Linked DNA regions of Mus musculus: region 2 is linked to region 1. Evidence: chromatin loops called from intact Hi-C (ENCODE). Cell type or tissue: left cerebral cortex. All regions are shown on one strand. Links, peaks and the distances in the headings refer to the core of each region. The heading gives the core; the rest is flanking DNA. Region 1 overlaps Scfd2 (Sec1 family domain containing 2). Region 2 has its middle 7.4 kb from the start of Snora26.

Evidence for each region. Peaks named below come from ENCODE experiments on the same cell type or tissue, not always from the same donor. Only the 100,000 strongest peaks of a DNase experiment are listed, where the experiment ranks them.
Region 2: a loop joins it to region 1, with 2.1 times the contacts of the local background. A loop is called at or near these places in 5 of 42 quality-filtered maps.

Annotation. Positions count from the first base shown.
Region 1 is chr5:74,246,207-74,255,534 of GRCm38, reverse strand. All of the region lies in intron 5 of Scfd2 (Sec1 family domain containing 2), which reads left to right. Among named protein-coding and RNA genes, the nearest start is that of Rasl11b, 56 kb to the right of the region's middle. In left cerebral cortex, for the core only: no CTCF peak of the experiment used is centred there; DNase peaks (open chromatin) are centred at 3,511, 3,606, 3,898, 3,999 and 3 more places; H3K27ac peaks cover 4,513 bases.
Region 2 is chr5:74,096,266-74,105,593 of GRCm38, reverse strand. No RefSeq gene overlaps it. Among named protein-coding and RNA genes, the nearest start is that of Snora26, 7.4 kb to the right of the region's middle. In left cerebral cortex, for the core only: a CTCF peak has its summit at 3,370 (motif pointing right); DNase peaks (open chromatin) are centred at 3,622, 4,466 and 5,314.

The sequences.
Region 1 (9,328 bases), core at 580-8,579:
TCTACAAGAGTATACTTGGGGAAGAAGGGTTTGACATACTTGAGAGTATGGCAGCAGTTCCATTGCCATCAGACCTGGTTACCAGAGCATAAGTTATTGTGCTTATTAGTTGCCATGGCTACTGTGTCACATTAATCTCTACTCCAAGGTGGCATCATATTGTGCCCAGAGGCAAAAAGCATACCTACCACAACCAAGCAAACCAAGCAGTTTCAAACCGAGCAGTTGTTAAATAGGAGCTGTTTAGATGCAGTGTCCTGTCACCAGTGGGGGCAGCCAGCCTCCTGCATCAGCCACACTGACTGACTCACTGAAGTACTCACAGCTTTTAATTATTTTTGTACCATTTTAGAAAATGTCTTTAGTCTATTTAGATAATGCCACATTCCCTTCTGCTTCCCTCCCCTCACTTTTCTCTTGCAGTATGGCTTTATAAAATGGGTCATTTCCTTAGCTGCCTTACAAAGCTTGGTGATATCTACAAGTCCCACTTAGTAAAGAGTATTCTCATGCCAAAATGCTCAGAATAGCTAACACAGTTCCAAAAATGTCCCCTTGTCTTGAGTCATGGTCATTAGAGTGAGATGCTCTCTCCTAGGCCCTCAGTCTCCTGCTCCTCTGTTCTAGCCTGAGGAATGGCTCTAACAGTCACTCAAGGGCAACTCTCTGGTCACTAAGGATGAATGCTGCCTTGTTCATAGTTACAACTTGGTAGTTACAACTCCACTACATAGTGAAGACACCGTATGCTTTAATTCAGCTAGCAGAAAGCTTTTCTGAAGTTGTATTGAGAAGGGTGCATTAGCCAACTTTCCTTTGCTATAACAAAACACTCAATGCTGGATAGTACACGAAGAGCTGAGTTTTATTTTGCTCATAGTTCTGGAAGTGCCAGGGCATGTGGCCCTGCTTCTTCTTAGATCTGACGAGAGCTTCGTACAGACGTTGTATCAGTCACAGACATACAATAGCAGTTACAAAGCAAGACTGGAAGCCATGTATATTCTGCTTTTAAAAAACAACTTGCTTGTGAATAACTAGATCACCCCACACATTGGCATTTATCCCTTCAGAAAGCAATGCCTCAGTGTCTTAATTAAGGGCCCGCTCTTAAAGGCTCCATTATTTACCAACATTAGCACACCGGGAACGAAGCCTCCAACATAGGACCCTTTGGCACACGGGTGCCACATCCAGCTCCTATTGAGGAAAGGGAGTCTGCTTCTACCTCTACTGGCAGCTCCAGGATCTGGTAGTGTCCCTCATATGCTTGGAGAGAAGGGCTGAAACCAAAGCTGCAGAGCTGTCATCCAGTGCCTAGGGGTGGGGGTGGGGTGCTGAAGGAAAGAGGTTTCATGGGGAAACTGACATATGAGCTGGTCCAGCAAGGAAAAAGCATTTCTAGGAATAGGAACTGAAAGCCTGGTCCTGACCACTCCTTTCGAGAAAGCACGTTCATGTCTCTGCCTGCAGAGTGCTGTGCGCTCCTCCCACAGCTGCAGTGTCCTCTGTCCCTGTCTTTCCCAGCCTGTGTCTGCTTCTTATTCCTATAGGAAGCCCCTCTTCCCAGTGCCACAGCTGGCCACTTCCTGGCTAAGCCCTCCACTTAGGGACTCCAGGCATCCCTTCTGAAATCTGAACTCATACAGCAGCACTTCCTGTCCCGTGTCATTTCCGCCACATGCCTCCTTTTTAGCTGCAATTAGGAACTCGGGGTCATGAAAGCCCTTCCTGGTCACCTTCGGATCATCTTGAAGTTTTACCCTTTCTACAGTGAGATCCTCAAACTGCTGGCAGACAGGCCCTGGGCCTTTATTTAGGGCTAGGTTTCTCTACCAAGATCCCATGAACCCAGATACAGGGCTCTTGTAGCCCCTGACCTGAGACACTGCCACTGCAGAGAGCTACCCATTTCTGGGGGTCTGAGGTTACACACATTCATCACACAGAGGCCAGAGGTTGATGTTGGGCATCTTCCTTTAAGTCGTTTTATTAAACCTCCTGTCTCCACCTTCCCAACACTGGGAATACAGCTCTACACCACAGCACCCAGCTTTTTACCCGGATGCTGAGTATACAGGACTCAGGTCCTCATGCTGAATAGCCAGCTAGCCACCTCTCCAGCCCCAGAGCCACCGATTTCGTAATCTGTGAATAGGCAGAATCTGTCCCCGAAGCTTAGGACTCAGGGTATGTGGCTGAGGGTAAGGGGAGTGATCAAGAACCATCCTGGGATCCTCTGCCAGGCCTGATCAACCCCATCAGTACCAAACAGCCTTTCAGTTCCCTTCCCCACATGCTAATGCCACTGTCATTCACTCTGCCCAGTGAATCCTCTTCAGGGAACAGCAGTGGAGGGCAGCCTTTCTGGCCTCTTGGGTTGGAATATGTACTGCCTGGCTGAGTTTGAATTCCTGGACCAGCTGGGCTGGGGGTTGCTATTCCAGGAGGGTGGAGTGGCCTCTTTTTTGGCTCCTGAGGGGTATCTTTAATGCCACCCACCAATAGCAGTATGCCTCAACATCTCCGTGTGCCAGGGTGAGACATATGGTGTATTTTTACCAAGTGTGCAGATCTGGACAGGAAAGGAAGCTCATCACTGGCACTTCCTTATTTGGCCATTGTTCCTTGCTTCCTTCCCAGCTTACTCCTCTCTGCTCATTTTTCTTCCTCCCCTCCATGCCTGTGAGTGGACTTCCGGGTCCTGCCCCATCCCTGTTCTAGCTGGAGACTTTTCCCTTAGCGTATTACAGTCTCCACTTTGGTAGCCTCCATCAGTTGCCATCCCATTGCCAGAACGGACTCATGCTGGCCCTGCCCCAGGCCCCGACACTCATATGCATGCTACGAACACCTAGTAAATGCCACAAGTCTGGATGCCCAGCCTTCCTAGTTCCTCCATCCTGGGACCCCCATTTGGCCTATAGAGTTATCTAGCTATATGTGCTTTTTACAGACAGTACCGTATAACCGCGAGATGCAGAAACTGCCCCCATTTGTTAGCTTTCTAACTTCAAAGCTTCTTCCCTCTCTGACCTCAGTTTCTGTGAGTATAAAATGGAGATGATACTTATTTCTCAGGATTACCAAAATTAGGTATGAGTAAGGTTATACCTAAGGTGTGGTAATGGCCAGTAGTATCTGCTGTCTTTTTCTCTCTAGTTGACTGTATAGATTCTTTATTTATTTTTTTTAACCTAGAAGTTGGAGGGCCAGTATTCATATCAGTTAGGTAAAGGAAATAACAAACAGCCCTAGAAACTCAGGACAGTCATCTGTTTATATTCACAGAAATTTCTAGACACAAACTCTCAAATTCCCAATTAATTATCCTATATAAAAATGATGTACTATTTGCATACAACCTACATATGGCTAGCTGCCTGTGTATTTTAAGTCATCTCTAGATTACTTTTTAGACCCAGGCTAATGTAAATGCTATGCAGAAAGCTGTTACACTCAACATTTAGGGAGTAAGAAAAGCCTGAGCATTATACATGTTCAGTGTGGATGGATTATTTTCCAGAATATCTTTTATCCACAGCCGGTTGAATGCATGGATACAGAACCGTCAGGTGATTGCCGTTCACAGTGATAGTTAGCATCTTCTCTGTTGTGGGTCCCTCTCTGGGAAGAACAAAATCTGGCTTGTGCCAGAAGAAGAGACTGGGGATGGTGTCAACCACCAGTGACTGCCCAGCAGTGCGGAAGATGCAGAGGGGGATCCTGTTTCTTAAAGTGCAATGTCACTACTTAAAGTCACTGTCACTTGGACATAGAAATAGTTAAGAGGAGATTCAGGCAGTATCTCCATAGTCCTTCCTGTACTGTAAGCATGCTAAGTCCTGAGGATAAGCCACCTGCTCCTGCTGCAATCCAGTCTTAGCTGTGCCTGGCAGCAGGCAACAGAGGCCTGTACTGGTTAGTGTCTCACAGATTAGCCCCCTATCACTGTGGGCCTGCAGGCAATAAAAAATGTGTAAGTTTCCAAACACCCATCATTTAGGCTCAGCACAGCTTAGATGGATCTTCCTCCTGCTACTGTGTACACTGGAGCCATTTTACCATGTTTATGCTGTGCTTGTTACCAAAAAATCTTCCTAGGTTTGCTGACTGCAGATGAAACACAACCATTTGACAGTTTGGGCTCTGGGTCTAGCAGTCTACCTTAAATAATGGGAGAGTGGCAGAGCTTCTCTGAGTCTCATTTGTGTGGAGAGGATTGGCAACTCTACTGCCCACCCCAGTTCTGAGGGGTAAATGGATGTTTTGGGGAAATTAGAGCAGAGCCTTCTGTCCACTGAACACTCAGTGCAGCCTGCTCAGGCCCTGGGGCTACAGTGGGAGTCCAAGCAGGCAGCAGCATTTGGCTGGTTTGGTTTGGTTTGTTTCTCTCAGAGCCCTGCCCCAGGGCAAGGGCTGGGTAAATATTTACATGGGATGGGAAGTTTAAAATCCTGCTTCTTCTCCTGAAGTAATAAGAACTCTTCCTTCCCAGAAAGTTGATCAATCCTGAATCCTCAGGGTCGGAGGGGACAGCCAGTTCTGTCAGTGGTGGAAGGTTTTCATGGCTTCTTCTCTCGCTGGTGCTTTCTGGAACCTGGCTTCCACTCTCCCTTTGGTTGGTGACTCTGGCATGGCAAAAATCAAGGCTCTTGATAGTTCAAGAGCTGGTGGCAATGCAGCCATGGTAATGGGCCAGCTTCTTTCTGTGGTATGGCATGATCAGGGTTTTATTTCATGTGGCTTTTGCCTGCCTGTATCTCGCTGTGTTCCTACTGTCAGGAAGGGACCAGAGGACGCTAACAGATGCTAACAGTATGTGAAACCCAGAGCTGGAGGCAGCCTGTTTGGGTAACGGGCTGCTTTCAGCCCCATACGTTCCAGGGCCACCACCTTTCCTGCATAGGCAGCCTTGGGCTATGCAGTTCCCTTCCCACTCAGAGCTCTGCTCTGTCTTTTCTCCGTCCTCTAGGGACTTTCTGTACCAGGCCCCAGGTGGCAAAGCCCTGGCTGCCTCTGTCCCTCTCAGCCATTGCTCTCCTGGAAGCCCCAGGGATCGTCTTACCTCTGCACTTGCTGCTGCTTGTCTGTCTAGATGCTTTCCTCGTGGCTGTCTGCAGCACAGGCCTACTCACTTGAACAAAGATCTTTCCGACACGCTTCTTCCTCCAAGAGACCCTTTGAAGCCTCCTCACCTTCACCCTTCTACCTCTACCTCCCCTAGGTGCAAACCTCCTGTGACATATTGTGACTCACTTCTTTGCTTGATGGTTTTCCTCCCTGATAGTCCAGTCCACCGAAAGCAGGAGCTATGCCTCCAGCGCCTGGAACACTTTGTACTCCATAAATGTGTGCTGAAAAGAAGGGATCAACTTACAGCTAACAAATGTGTCGAGCTTTGAGGGAAGGGATCCACCAGCCTGCAGGAAAGAAAGTGAACAGGGACCCACGGTGGTATGGAAGCATTGCCTGTGCATGCTCAGAAGGTGGCTGAGGCTAAGAGCCAGCCTGACACTGGTGTCACACAGTGGCATTCTCCAAAGTTGGCAGAGGGAGCTTTGGGCAGGTGGGCAGGGCTCTGGCTAGCAGAATACTGGACAGGCAGAGAGAAGCAGGTCTTGCCACTGAGGCCCAGTTAGTTGACTTCCCAGGGTGACCAGTCAGACTGGTGGCTCACCCAGATATTCAGAGATGGGACAGCGTCTCCTGTCAGGTAATTTTTCCCTCAGAAACATTCTCTGCTACTGACCTCACTTCAGCTACAGAAACCCTGAGTCTACACGGAAGAGAAAGATGGACTTTTCCTTGTGACTTCAGTCAGGAGGAGAGGGTGGGGCTGAGGAAGTGGTTTGTGGCATCCAGGAGTGTTCCTCTGGAGAGGGTCAGCTGAGTCCCCAGGAAGAAGCTCCTTGTCCAAGACCATCCTCCTTCCCCACCAGACCAACAGAGCACAACCTTGGGCAGACATGGGAGGAGTTTGGGGCGTGGCGGGAGAAAGCCGTGCTAGTGAGAGAGACTCTCAAATGGGTTTTAAAGGAGTAAGGTTGACATGGCGCTGTTCAAAATTGGAAGATCAGGGCTTGAGGGAGGTTGTTTTTTAATAAATGCTTAAGTTACATCCTTATAAAAACTCAACTCTGATGGTTGGCTGTCATAACTGGTGACTATGGGCAGAGTCTTAAAGTAGAAGTCTCCCATAATTCCAGACAAAACAAGCCTAGATAGGTAATTTTATAGTTCACACAACTACACACTGAACACCTACATGTGTACAGCACAGAACTATGGTAGGACAGTCAAGGCATCAGTTATTAAAACAGGCCTTAGTCGTGGGCAGGTGGGTGGGGGAGCACCCTTATAGAGGCAGGGGAAGGGATGGGATAGGGGGTACCGAAGGGGAGACCTGGAAAGGGGAAAACATTTGAAATGTAAATAAAGAAAATATCCAATTAAAGAGAAAAAGAAAAGAAAAAGAAGAAGAAAAAGGAAAGGAAAAAGAGGCCTTTATCTTAGTCGGACTCTATGATTAACTTAGGACAGGTTGAAGACCTTGAATTCTGAAGAAGAAATGCAAAGAGTAGAAGGCCCAGCTGTTGTCTCTGCAGTATTTACTGGCTGTTTCACCAAGGTTGGAATTTTCTTTGGGAGGTGGTAGAAGAGTTCTGTGTGTTGATCGTGGTGTTTTTTACAATCATATACAACCATCAGAAGACATCGAATTTTAGGTTAGATGTGGAATGCAGTCTTTGTGCATAGGTCCTACTCTTACAATGTTAAATCTTAAAAACAAACAAACAAAACCCAGGCCTTAGTCCTCCCTGGCCATACCCTGTACTGCTATGCTGCACTGTTGCCACTAGCCACAGGTGCCCATTCATACTTAAAATTGAGATTCCTCAGCCACAGGAGAATTTCATGAGCTCAGTCAGCATCCTTAGCTGGTGGCTGTTGTTAGGCAATGGATACATATTTTCAATCCCTACAGGAAGTCCTATTGGACAATGATAGTCTAGAGCAGTGGTTCTCAACCATCCTAATGCTGTGACCCTTTGATACAATTCCTCACGTTAGTGGTGACCGCCCCCCACCATAGAATTATTTCATTGCTAACTCATAACTATAAATTCGCTATTGTTATGAATCGTAATGTAAATATCTAACCTGCAGGATAACCTATATGTGACCCTTAAAGGGCTTGCGACCCACAGGTTGAGAACCACTGTGCTGTAATGACTGCTTACAGTTGGTACCAGGGTACCCTGGTAATTATAAATATGCTTGCCTCTACATGGTAGACAGAGACCATTTAGCTCATCTACTGTATATCCTGTTCAGGAACCTACTCTTGTCTCTTTCTCCAGCATGAACATCTTTTTTTTTTTAATCAGTAACAGATGAACATACTCACTTTGTCTCCTAGTGATGGATATTTGGCGGATGCTGAAGTTTGACTATCACGTGACTGTCCTTGCCACTTAAATCTAGCTCTCTAGCCCTCTTTTACCAGTGATGTCCAGTGAGGTGGCAGCCAGCATGCCAAGCACAGTCAGCACTCAGCACTGTCATCAACTTGTGGTGCCTTCGCAGATGTCCAAGAGCATGTGTCTAGTTGTCCCAGCCTCCAGAGCATCAGCCTCCATCAGCCCCTTTACCACCCACAGGAGGCTTTTGGAGATGTAGAGTCCCAAAGCCACAGTCATTCCCTCTAAGGAGGGTTGTTTCCGTTTTGTTTGTTTGTGCCACCCGCCCCCCATAAACATACTCATGAAGGCACATACATGCATGAGCATGCACGTGCACACACAGTGTTCACACATAGCCTCTTTTGTATCCAGGCTTGTGATAGTTTTATTGACCATCTCCTGGGTACCTGGCTTTCAGAAGGCACCATGTCTGTTATATGAGTGTACAATGGAACCCTTGTAGCCTAGGAGGGGGAGCAGGGGGCACATGGGTATCATTAGGCCTGGTCCCCAGCTCTGAGCATGGTGCTTCCCTGGTAAGGAGGCAGAGAGTCTACAGAAGTGAAGGCAGTTGTGCGCTGGTGTGGGAAGAGAATTCGAGTGTTATCAACCTGGCCCATCAGGGCTGATTGCTTTTTCTCCTTAATGGAGGCCCAAAAGGAATTCTAATCATTTTGGTGTCTTTATTTCTAAAGTAACTCAGCCTCCCCTACTCGCCCGTATAGCTCTTCTCAGCCTGCAGGACTCTACAGAGTTCACTCTGATTCCCTGGTTTGGATCCCCATCCTGTAAAGGGAAGAATTCTGAGCCTCTGCCCTTAACTTAGTCACCCTCTGTGACAGCAGAGACAGAGTAATTCTGAAGACAGCTGCTGGCTTAAAAATGACCCTGCTCAGAAGCCACTGAAAGCCTAGATACCCTGAGCCTTTGTAATCATTTACTTTTGCTGACAGACTTTAAGACACATTCGAGGCATTGCTATTCATCTTGAGTTCTCTACTAGATGTGATAGGAAGTGATAAGCAGCTGTGTAGGAGCCTAACTCAGTGTGGGCTTGGACCATGGACCATCTAGAGGGCTGCATCCATCCTCCCAGTGCAATCATCCCTCCTCTTGCAGCCCTGTTCCATCCTGACCCTTCTGCATCCCAGCTCCCCCTGGAGCAGGACCTGACTGTGCTCAGAACCTGGACTTTTAGACTTTGGGGGCAGACACTTGCCTGAAGGCTCACTGGATCCTTCTGCCCTTCATACTCATGGCGCCTGGCATCACAAAAGGGATGGGGAGGAGGGCACTGCTCTCACCCTTCTCTTTCTTGCCCCAGGCCCATTAGCAGCCTTTCTGGCCCACATCCCATCTCTGAATCAGCCATGACCAACCCACACATGAATCCACACTACCTCCAGAAAAAAGTACAGAAAAGCAATAGATAAAGGGCCTCATTTAGTAGAAGCTTAAATTTCAAGCGGAGCAGTGCTGGCTCCGGTCAATGGAGAGTTACAACAGCAGGTGCAGGGGACCTTCAAGGAGGGGCAGAGAGTGATTTGTGTGCGTGCTGGGGGAGGGCAGAGGCCCAGGCACATTTGATCTGTCTGCTACTGGAAGAAAAATAAACTCCATTTGCACTTCTGTTCTTAAAGGAAACAAAAGGTTTGAAAGAAACTTTAGGCCAACTACCTTCTCGTCTATTCTTCTGACTCTCTCAAATAGATCAGAAAATGATCCCAGGTTATTACCCACCTCTCCTTACCCCAAAATATGGTATGGGAGACACTGCCACCCCCACCAACCCCAGAGTACAGTCCTTGCTCACAGAACCTTCCTCCCAGTGCAATCATCCCATCAGCTTGGTGACTCTGAGC
Region 2 (9,328 bases), core at 685-8,684, 150 kb after region 1:
TGCAGAGAGAGCCTTTTGAAGGCAAGATTAAAGGTGTCTCAATCATCCGACACCTTTGATGCAGGCCTGCCTAGCTGCACATGGATGTAAACAGAGCTGAGTCATCTCACCTCTATTTCTTTCCTTTTCTGAATGTCCAGTGAGATTTAATGAGTAGCAGCAGTAGCTGTTTGGATTCTATACTTAGGGGGATTAGGAGGAACAGTGACAGAAAGGGCTTGTATTTATCTCTGAGTCACAATTTCCTCCTCCTCCTCCTCCTCCTCCTCGAAGCAATGTTTCCCAGCATAGCCCTGGCTTTCCTGGAACTTGCTCTGTAGACCAGGCTGGCCTGGAACTCAGAGGTTAGCCTGCCTTTGCCTCCTGAGTGCTGGGATTAAAGATTTGTGCCACTACCAAGTCACTAATTCTTAAGTGACAAAGTTATCAAAAGAAGTGTGAATTGCATCTACTTGATGTTTCTGGTATTCCAAAAAGAAAAATGAACTGAACTGAAACATCTCTCTTTGGTATCAGATTCTGGGTGGGGGAGGGGGAAGCCATTTACACGTGGTCTTGCAATGGATGCCATTGGCAGGGAGCCTTCATGGACTGTAGTTCTGGGGTTCTTCTATGGGGGATGTCATTAGCAGGCATGGTTGTCCTACACAAAGCACTCTATGATAAGCTGATATTGGACACATGTAGATGTGTCTGCACATAAAGAAACAGAGCTCATGAGCTTTGACACATAGGCTTCCTTGGCAATCAGAAGACTCTAGAGTCACATTGATCTGAGGTGTGTCATACCAGTGTTAATTCCCATGGATGCTGTAACATGTATGTTCCATAAAGCAGTATATTATATTATTTTACAGCTTGGAGATCAGAAGTCTAAAGTCAGTTTAACTGAGCCAGCATTAAGGTATCTGCCAGGACATACTCTGTAAAGGTATGAGGAGACAATGTTTCTTTACCTGTCCCAGTGTTAAGAGCTGTGGTCTTTGTGTTTCTTGGTTAGGGGTTCCTTCTTCCAGTTTCAAAGCCACCAGCATAGCCCACAGCCCCCCCCCCCCCTTAGTCATGGATCCTGCTATCTTCTGACCTGTGGTCAAATCTTCCTGTAGAGGAATTTAAAACAAACAACACGGCTGCTCTAGCGAGGGATCATATCCCAAAATCTTCTAGGTCTGTGTGATCCAGCCAGGCTAACACACCTTTAATCCCTCTGGCTGGAATACAGACACACCCTTTAGCACACACCTTTAATCAAAAGCAATAAAGGTAAAGTTGATTTGTAGAAGGAAGCAGCCATGCTTGAAAGTGACTCTAATTGAGGGGCAGACAAAGTGACGAATCAGAGAAAGACTTGACAGAATAAGTCAGAGGTAGAAGATGGCCAACTTTCACAAGAACAGACAAGAAGAGAGGCTACTTAAGAGCAGCATAGAGTGAGTCCGGATGGGGAGCACTTCAGTGCGTGCGGTTCAGTTGAGTTCACGAAATGCAATGGAGTTTAGTTGAGTTCAGTTCAGTGCAGTTGAGCTCAGTGTAGTTCAGAGCAGTTCAGTTTGTGGAACTCAGAGGCAGTTTTTCTAAGCAGAGCAACTCAGCCAAAAGCCAAAGAAGCCAATTTGAACCAAGCAGCTTGGAGAGGGGTTTGAACTAGAAGGGCTGAGTTAAACCAGCCAGCCAGAGTTCAAAAAGAGCTAGAAAGAGCTTATTCAGCGTAAGTTTCTGATACAATTAACATCTGGAGAATAAAAGCTACTTCTCCACCTTCTTATAGGTAACTGAAGACAATTGTCCCATCTCAAGCTCCTGGGTTGAACTACATCTGCAAAACCCCTTTGCCATATAAGGCTTCAGGATTAGAGTGTGGGCCTATTTACATACCAATATTTAGTCTCCTACTCAAACAAACTGAATAGTTAGCCCATGGCTAGTAGCAACTGTATTTCAACAGGAATCTGTGGGGTTTTTTGTTTGTTTCTTTGTTTATTTGTTTTGTTTTTCTTTTGTTTTGTTTTTTTGAGACAGGGTTTCTCTGTATAACTCTGGCTGCCCAGAAACTCACTCTGTTGACCAGGTTGGCCTTAAGCTCAGAGATCCACCTGCCTGGGCCTCTGGAGTGCTGAATTAAAGTCATGTAACACAACCACCCCAGCTGGTATTTTTATTTCTAAGAGTACAAGTGCAAAAGAACTTGGTGTCTTATTTATTTATCTATAACTGTAAAATACTACATACATACTGCTTCAAGACACACATGTTACAGCAGCCATGAGAATCACTACTGACTGTGGCAATAATAGCATTGGTACGGCACGCCTTCAACCAGTGCGATTCTACAGTCTCCTGCTTGCCAAGAAACTGCGTTCTGAACTTCTTGTAAGAACAACTTTAAGTAAATACTCTGAATTTTAAGATTTATTTATTTCATGGCATGACTGTTTTGCCTACATGTATATATGTGTACTACACACATATGTGCTACCCTGGAAGTCAGAAGAGGGTGTTGGATTCCTTGGAACTGGAGGTACAGATGGTTGTGATCCACCATATGGGTTCTATGAACCAAACCCAGGTCTTCTGGAAGAGCACCAGGTGTTCTTAACTGCTGAGCCATCTCTCCAGCCCCTGTGTAGATATTTTGAAGAGCACTTCATCACTAAACTCAGGAGCATACAGCTTTGAAACAAAAACTTGTAAATTGTCTTCCAGAGCATGGCTACTCTCAAAAGCTTGCAGAGAAAAAGTGGACTCTATCTATGCTGCCTTCTGTGCAGCCAATAACTGCACCATCATTTAATTGAATTGTAATCAATCAAATCCCAAGCTACACCATCAATGCCTGTCCTAAAAGCCATAGCAGAGGAGATTTGGTACTGGTACAAAGGTGCACAGACCACTGGGATATTAACACCATTTATATGTGACCATTTGCCATGTGACAACTCCCAGTGAGGTGATCTTTTAAATTAAACATCCTGGAACAGCTTTGGTCTACACAGAGAAATGGTATGTGAGCTTTCTTCTGTATTCCACTGTCTCGGCTTGGTTTCCATAGCCATGATGAAACACTATGACCAAAAGCAACTTGAGGAAGAAAGGATTTGTTTGGTTTCCATATCACTAGTCATAGTCCAATGAGGGAAGCCAAGGCAGGAGGGAACCTGGAGGCAGGAGCTGATGCAGATGGGGTACTGGCAGCACTCTGCTTCCTGGGGTGAGCCTCGTGTCTTGTTCAGTCCTGCTTTCTCTTTCTATCTTTCCTTCTTTCTCTTTCTTTCTTTCTTTCTTTCTTTCTTTCTTTCTTTCTTTCTTTCTTTCTTTCTTACTTATTTTATATACATGAGTACACTGTCACTGTCTTCAGACACACCAGAAGAGGGCATTAGATCCCACTATATATGGTTGTGAGTCACCATGTGGAATTGAACTCAGGACCTCTGGAAGAGCAGTCAGTGCTCTTAACAACTGAGCCATCTCTCCAGCACCCACCTGCTTTCTTCTAGAACCCAGAATCACCAGCCCAGAGTTGTTCCCAACTACAATAGGCTGGGCCTTCCCATCAGTCACTAAATTAGGAAAAGCCCTATGGACTTGCTACAGCCGGATTATGGAGGTGTGTTTTCCCACTGCGGTTTCCCTCCTCTCAGATGACTAATTGTGTCACGTTGAGATGAAACTAGTCAGAACAGCCAGGACAGCCAGCATTCCAATCTTCAACTCTCAGTGGCAGATGAAGCTAGCTAAAGCTCGGAGAAAGTAGAAAATCCTCTCATAAAGCAAAAAGCTAGCCGTAAGATAAAACCCGATTGTTTTAATGTCAAGGATATTTGTCTTCAAAGGACATCATTAAAGGGGTCAAAAGGAACTTGGGATAGGAAGAGATACTTTCAGTATATACAGGGAAATATTCAGAATAACAAAAACCAAAAATATAACACTGTTTTTTGTTTGTCTGTCTGTTTGTTTGTTTTGCTTTATTTTTGTTTTTTGAGAGACTGGCACTCACTATGTCTCTCTGACTGTCCCGGAACTCATTCTGTAGATCAGGCTGGCCTCACACTCACAGAGATCTGCCTGCCTCTGCCTCCCAAATGCTGGGATTAAAGGCATGTGCCACCACCACCCCATCTCAGCACTTTTGTTTTAAATGTTATTTTAATTACATTTGTTTATTAGTTTATTTAGTGTGTGTAAGCCTGCGTGCATATACAGGTGTGTGCTTGTCCAGCACAGAGTAAGTGTGAAGGTCCAAGGACAACTTCCAGACGTCGGTTTTCCCCCTCTACCACGTGGGTCCCCGGGATCAGGTCGTCACGCTTGGCACCGAGTGCCTTACCTGCGGAGTCATCTCATCGCCCTTTTTGACATTCTCACTTTGAAGTGCTCACCGTGTGTCTCACTCTGACCTCAGATTTGAGATCTTTCTTCTTCAGGCAGGTTTCAAGCGCACACCACTGAATCAGCACATCCACACTACGAAAGCATTACAGAGCCAGGCAAGACAGTTCACACCTGCCACCCTCGCACCGAGGAAGCCAAGGCAGGGTCACTGAGAGTTTGACGCCCACCTGGGACACAATGTGAGACACTGTCTTGAAGAGAGAAAAGCTTTGCAGTGTGGAGGGACAAGGTCTGAATCATTATGATGTTAATAAAGAAGGGGAGGCAGGGAGGGATCATGGGAGTGATGGATATGTTTAAGGCATTGATCATGTTGATAGTCTGAAAAGTATTAAGTTACCTCCAAATCTATCATGTTTGAAAGGTTGAATATATAAGAATTTAGTGTACCTATGCTTCAATAAATGGATTTATGCTTATGGGTCAGGAGAGATGGCTCAGTGGTTCAGAGCATATAGCACTCTTCCAGAAGACCCAGGTCAGTTCCCAGCACCCATGTCAGGGGTACACAAGCTCTCGGAACTCCAGCTCCAGGGATCAAACACCCTCCTGGTTTGGCTTCCAAGGGCACCACATCCACACGGCATACATACACACAGTCGACATACACACACACTAAATTAAAAATAAAACCCCACATACTTATAATAATCTGCCTCATCAAGTGGATGTCTACTCTGAAAACTTCAAAAGGAGTAAATGTTTACTGTGCAATTACATAGTTAAGTCACAAATAAGTTTGCAGAGAAAAGGCCATACAGCAAAGGATATACCATGCATTTCCACTTATACCAAATTCTGGAATTGGCATTCGTAGCCCATAGTGGGGCTGACAATCACGTGACTCACTCTGAGCAGGTGGGAATGGGAGGGGCTGTGAAGGACTCTGTAGGGTGGCAGGGTGCTATATATATTTGATAAGAAATTCTGGTTTCACAAGTGAACGAATATTCAAAATTTGCCATGCTAACAATTTGTGAATGTTCTGTGCATTTTACATCAAAAGAGACCTCCCACTGGGTTCTAGTTAAAAAAGAAAAAGTACATGCAGAAACAAGTATTTACAAGACTTAGCAGGCATTGCTAGCAGCAATTTACTTTGAAATGCAAGTGTTAAGATGGATAGAGGGAGGGGTGGACATTATCAAATAACCAGTCTTATGAAAGTATTGGCAACAGAATGTATGTGGTCAGTTTAAGGAATTTAACTTTATTTAAAATTTGTCAAATACTCAAGATGCTCCATAGTCGTTAAATGGCAGGAAGACACAAAACATTCAGGAAAAAAGAGCTTTAGCAAATGTCTCACAGGGTTATTTCTGAGTAGCTGCTGAGTAGCTGCTAAGCAGAGAAGAAGGGGCTCAGCGGGCAAGGATGGTAGTGCTATCTGTATAGAGAAGCATCAACAGACACAAATCGTCCTGGCTGTGAGTATATGCTCAGCAGAAAACACCCTTGCTGCCAAGCCCGATGGCCTGACTCCATCCCCAGAACTCACAGGGTAGAAGTATAGAGCTGCCTCCCTGGGGTTGCCCTCTGACCTGCACATAAGCATCGTGCCACAACCACCCCCCTCCCAGAAGTAAATGGTGGTTGGTTTGTATGTATGTTTGTTTTTTAAAGTCATCCTCAGCTACATGATGCATTCCAAGCCAGCATGGACTATATCTGACATAGTCTCAAACTAAACGAGTGAGCAAAACAAGTGTTCAACTTAATTACCATAGAGATGCAAATTAAAAACATAGGCAACTCGATTATCACCCACCAAAATGGAAAAAAAAATGCTGATTGAACTGCAACTCCCATATGTTGCTAACGAGAGTGTAAAAAACACAAACACTTTGGAAAACATTAAACATATCAGTGTGAGCATGGCCATAACCTTGATCCAAGACTTCTGTCTGTTGGCATCCAACCAAGAGATGTGCGCACCATGTCTCATGCTTCTAACGATGTCATCACGACGGCCACAGAAGCAATGTTCTAATAGCTTCAAAATGTAAACAACTCCAATTACTGTCAACATTTATCTGGATACACGTAATTCCATTACTGTATTCACATAATGGAATGCATTCTCATGACCAAACTACAAAGAATATGGGTGAACCTCGAAATATCGAGATAAAGAAACCAGAAACAAAAATGCGGGTTGACGTGTCTTGACCCATGTAAACACAAGGTTAGTACTCTACCCACAGAAAACAGGGTGTGGCCCCCAGGGTAAAGGACAGTGGCTAAGGATCTGAGGGGAAATGGTCCAGGCTGATTATGTTCGATCCTGAGTGTGATTTGTTTGTGAAACTTCAATACTGGCTTCATTAATTTTCTGTGTATTTACCTGTCATCTGTTACAGTAGAATAAAGTGTCTGCAGGAACCTATAAGCAACAAGGCATCGCAGAATTTGACATTTGAGAGGCTCAGATCAGATTTAAGAGATGTGATCAGATTTGCATTAATGAGATTAGTGCAGGAGAAGCAGAGCCAGGCTGCTTGCATGAGTAATCCTGGGGTGGATGTAAAGCAAGAGCGACCAGGAAGAAAAGGAAGACTAGGGTAGGCCAGGAGACAGTCCGCATGATGGGACTTGTCTTACTGTCTTTTGAGTTCTTTCTTGAAAAATGTGAATAACTCTATGTTGGGTGCTATTTTAATGACTTAATGTTTAGTTGTAATTGTCTATATCTGCTCGCCCACGGGATCTGTTCTCCTGTACAATCTACCGAAGATGTACGTATAGAGCTGAGAAGGCTTCAAGAGAACTGATTTGACAAGGTCTAGGTGATGCATCTTCCCCAAGCACAGGAAAAATCCCCACCTTGCTTTGGACCTGTGTGAAAGTAGGAAATAAGTCATAAGGCCAAATGGGAGGAAGAAGAGGAGGGGGAGGGGGTGGGGGTGGGGGAGGAGAAGGAGGAGGAGGAAGAGGAGGGGGAGGAGGAAGGACGTCAGATTTACGTGAAATGTGTCTAAGAAACCAGAACTTTACTGTATCCTGGATTCCAACAATAAACTCAGGCCCAGTCACTTCCTTCTTCCGAGGTCAGCAGAGAGGTCAGCAGAGGTTCCCCCAACCCCAATTATAGCAAGGCAGGATTCAGACAGAGGGGCTGGAGTTGGAACCTGGGTCTAACCAATCACCACATGCACTACTCTCCCAACCGGTGATTGGCAGGTGTGTCTACCAGTGTCTTCATGTCCGAGAACCCTTGATGCTTCTGTGGGTCCCGAGGTTGTTTCGTTGTCTGAGTCACTCGGGTTAATAAACTAACCCCAACACCCGGACCTAAAGCACCGCTGCCTACCCTTGGTGTGAAAAGCGAGCGTCTTTGTTTATGTTGGAGCATTTCATGCAGGAGTCAGGGCTTGGTGCCCTGGGTAGGGGAATTAACTGCTCTTGATGTTCCCAGTCATTTTCTCGCTCATATTTCAGCTGAAGTGGGATAAGGCGACATTTATAGTTTGAAGTATCTTTCCTGTGCAAACACTTACCAAAGTCCTTATCCCCACCCCCCACCCCAAAGGTAATGGGAGCCCTTCAAATTCCTTCACTTAGCAAGTAATTCCAAATTATCTTTAAGAACCTTATACTTAATACCATAAACCTTGAGTGGGGTGGTTCCTAAGAGTGAGAAGTGTCTCGAAGTGTTTAAGCTCTCCTAGTGAGGTGGTGGGCTAGCCGTGGTAACGCAGGACGGCTCCTCGGAGATTAAAAGCAGAAATCCTGTATAAGGCAAGTTAATTCTCAGTAAATACTGAAAAGATGCAGACAGATACTTGCACATCACGGCAGAGGTTTAACATTCACAATAGCCAAAAGGAGCCAGTCCAAATGTCCATCAACAGATGAGCATGATTTCAAACAATATTCATCTGTTGCATAAGCATACAATGGAGCATTAGTCATTCTTCAGAGGTTATTACTGTATGGATGGATTGAGACGCATGCAGGAGAGCTAGGCAGAGCTCAGCTGACAGAGTGCCTAGCATGCAAGTCCTAGGTTCGATCCCAAGCGCCACCTTAAAACTGGGAGGTTGTGAGGCAGTTCAAGGTCACCCTAGCTAGAGTTCTAGGCTCACCAGGGTGACAGGAGATCTGTCCCCAAAGCAGACAAAAGCAAACAAAAATGAAATGGGGCCTGGAAATAGGTTGATGGTTAAATGTTTGCTGCTCTCAAAGGGGACGCTTGCTTTGGTTATAGCACCCACAAGGCTACTTACAACTGTTCTGTTCCAGGAGACCTAGTGCCCTCAGGCAAGCACGAAGTACTTACCTGCAGGAAAAACACACCTCCACACACACCAAAAGTAACTGACAGACTTTGACCTGAGAACTAAGTAAAACATTTAAAGCTTACAAAATATTGCTTTCAGTGTGTTACACTGAATTCCAAAAATACACAGTATTTGTAGTATATCTAGTTCAGGGAACTAGAATTATAGATATCCAGTCATGCATAAGACAGAAGACATCAAAGCGGGGCAGTGGTGGCGCACGCCTTTGATCCCAGCACTCGGGAGGCAGAGGCAGGCAGATTTCTGAGTTCGGGGCCAGCCTGGTCTACAGAGTTCCAGGACAGCCAGGGCTACACAGAGAAACCTTGTCTCGAAAAACAAAAAATAAAAACAAAAACAAACAAAAAAACAAACAAAAAAAGACAGGAGACAGACATCAGCATGCACTTTATTTTAAAACTAACTCTATCAATCTCTGGTATTTGAGGTTCCCAGTGAGTTCCAACCGAAATACTGTTAACTTGAAACTAGTTCATTCTTAAGTGCTTGTGCATGTTTTGCATTTACCTTGGCTGTCCTTGAACTCACAGATGCCTTAGTATTGTGAATAAAGGTGTGTGCAAGCACATCTGGCTCACACTTGCTAGCTCATATTAAATGTATGGCCCAAGGTCAGTTTTTAGGACACTTAT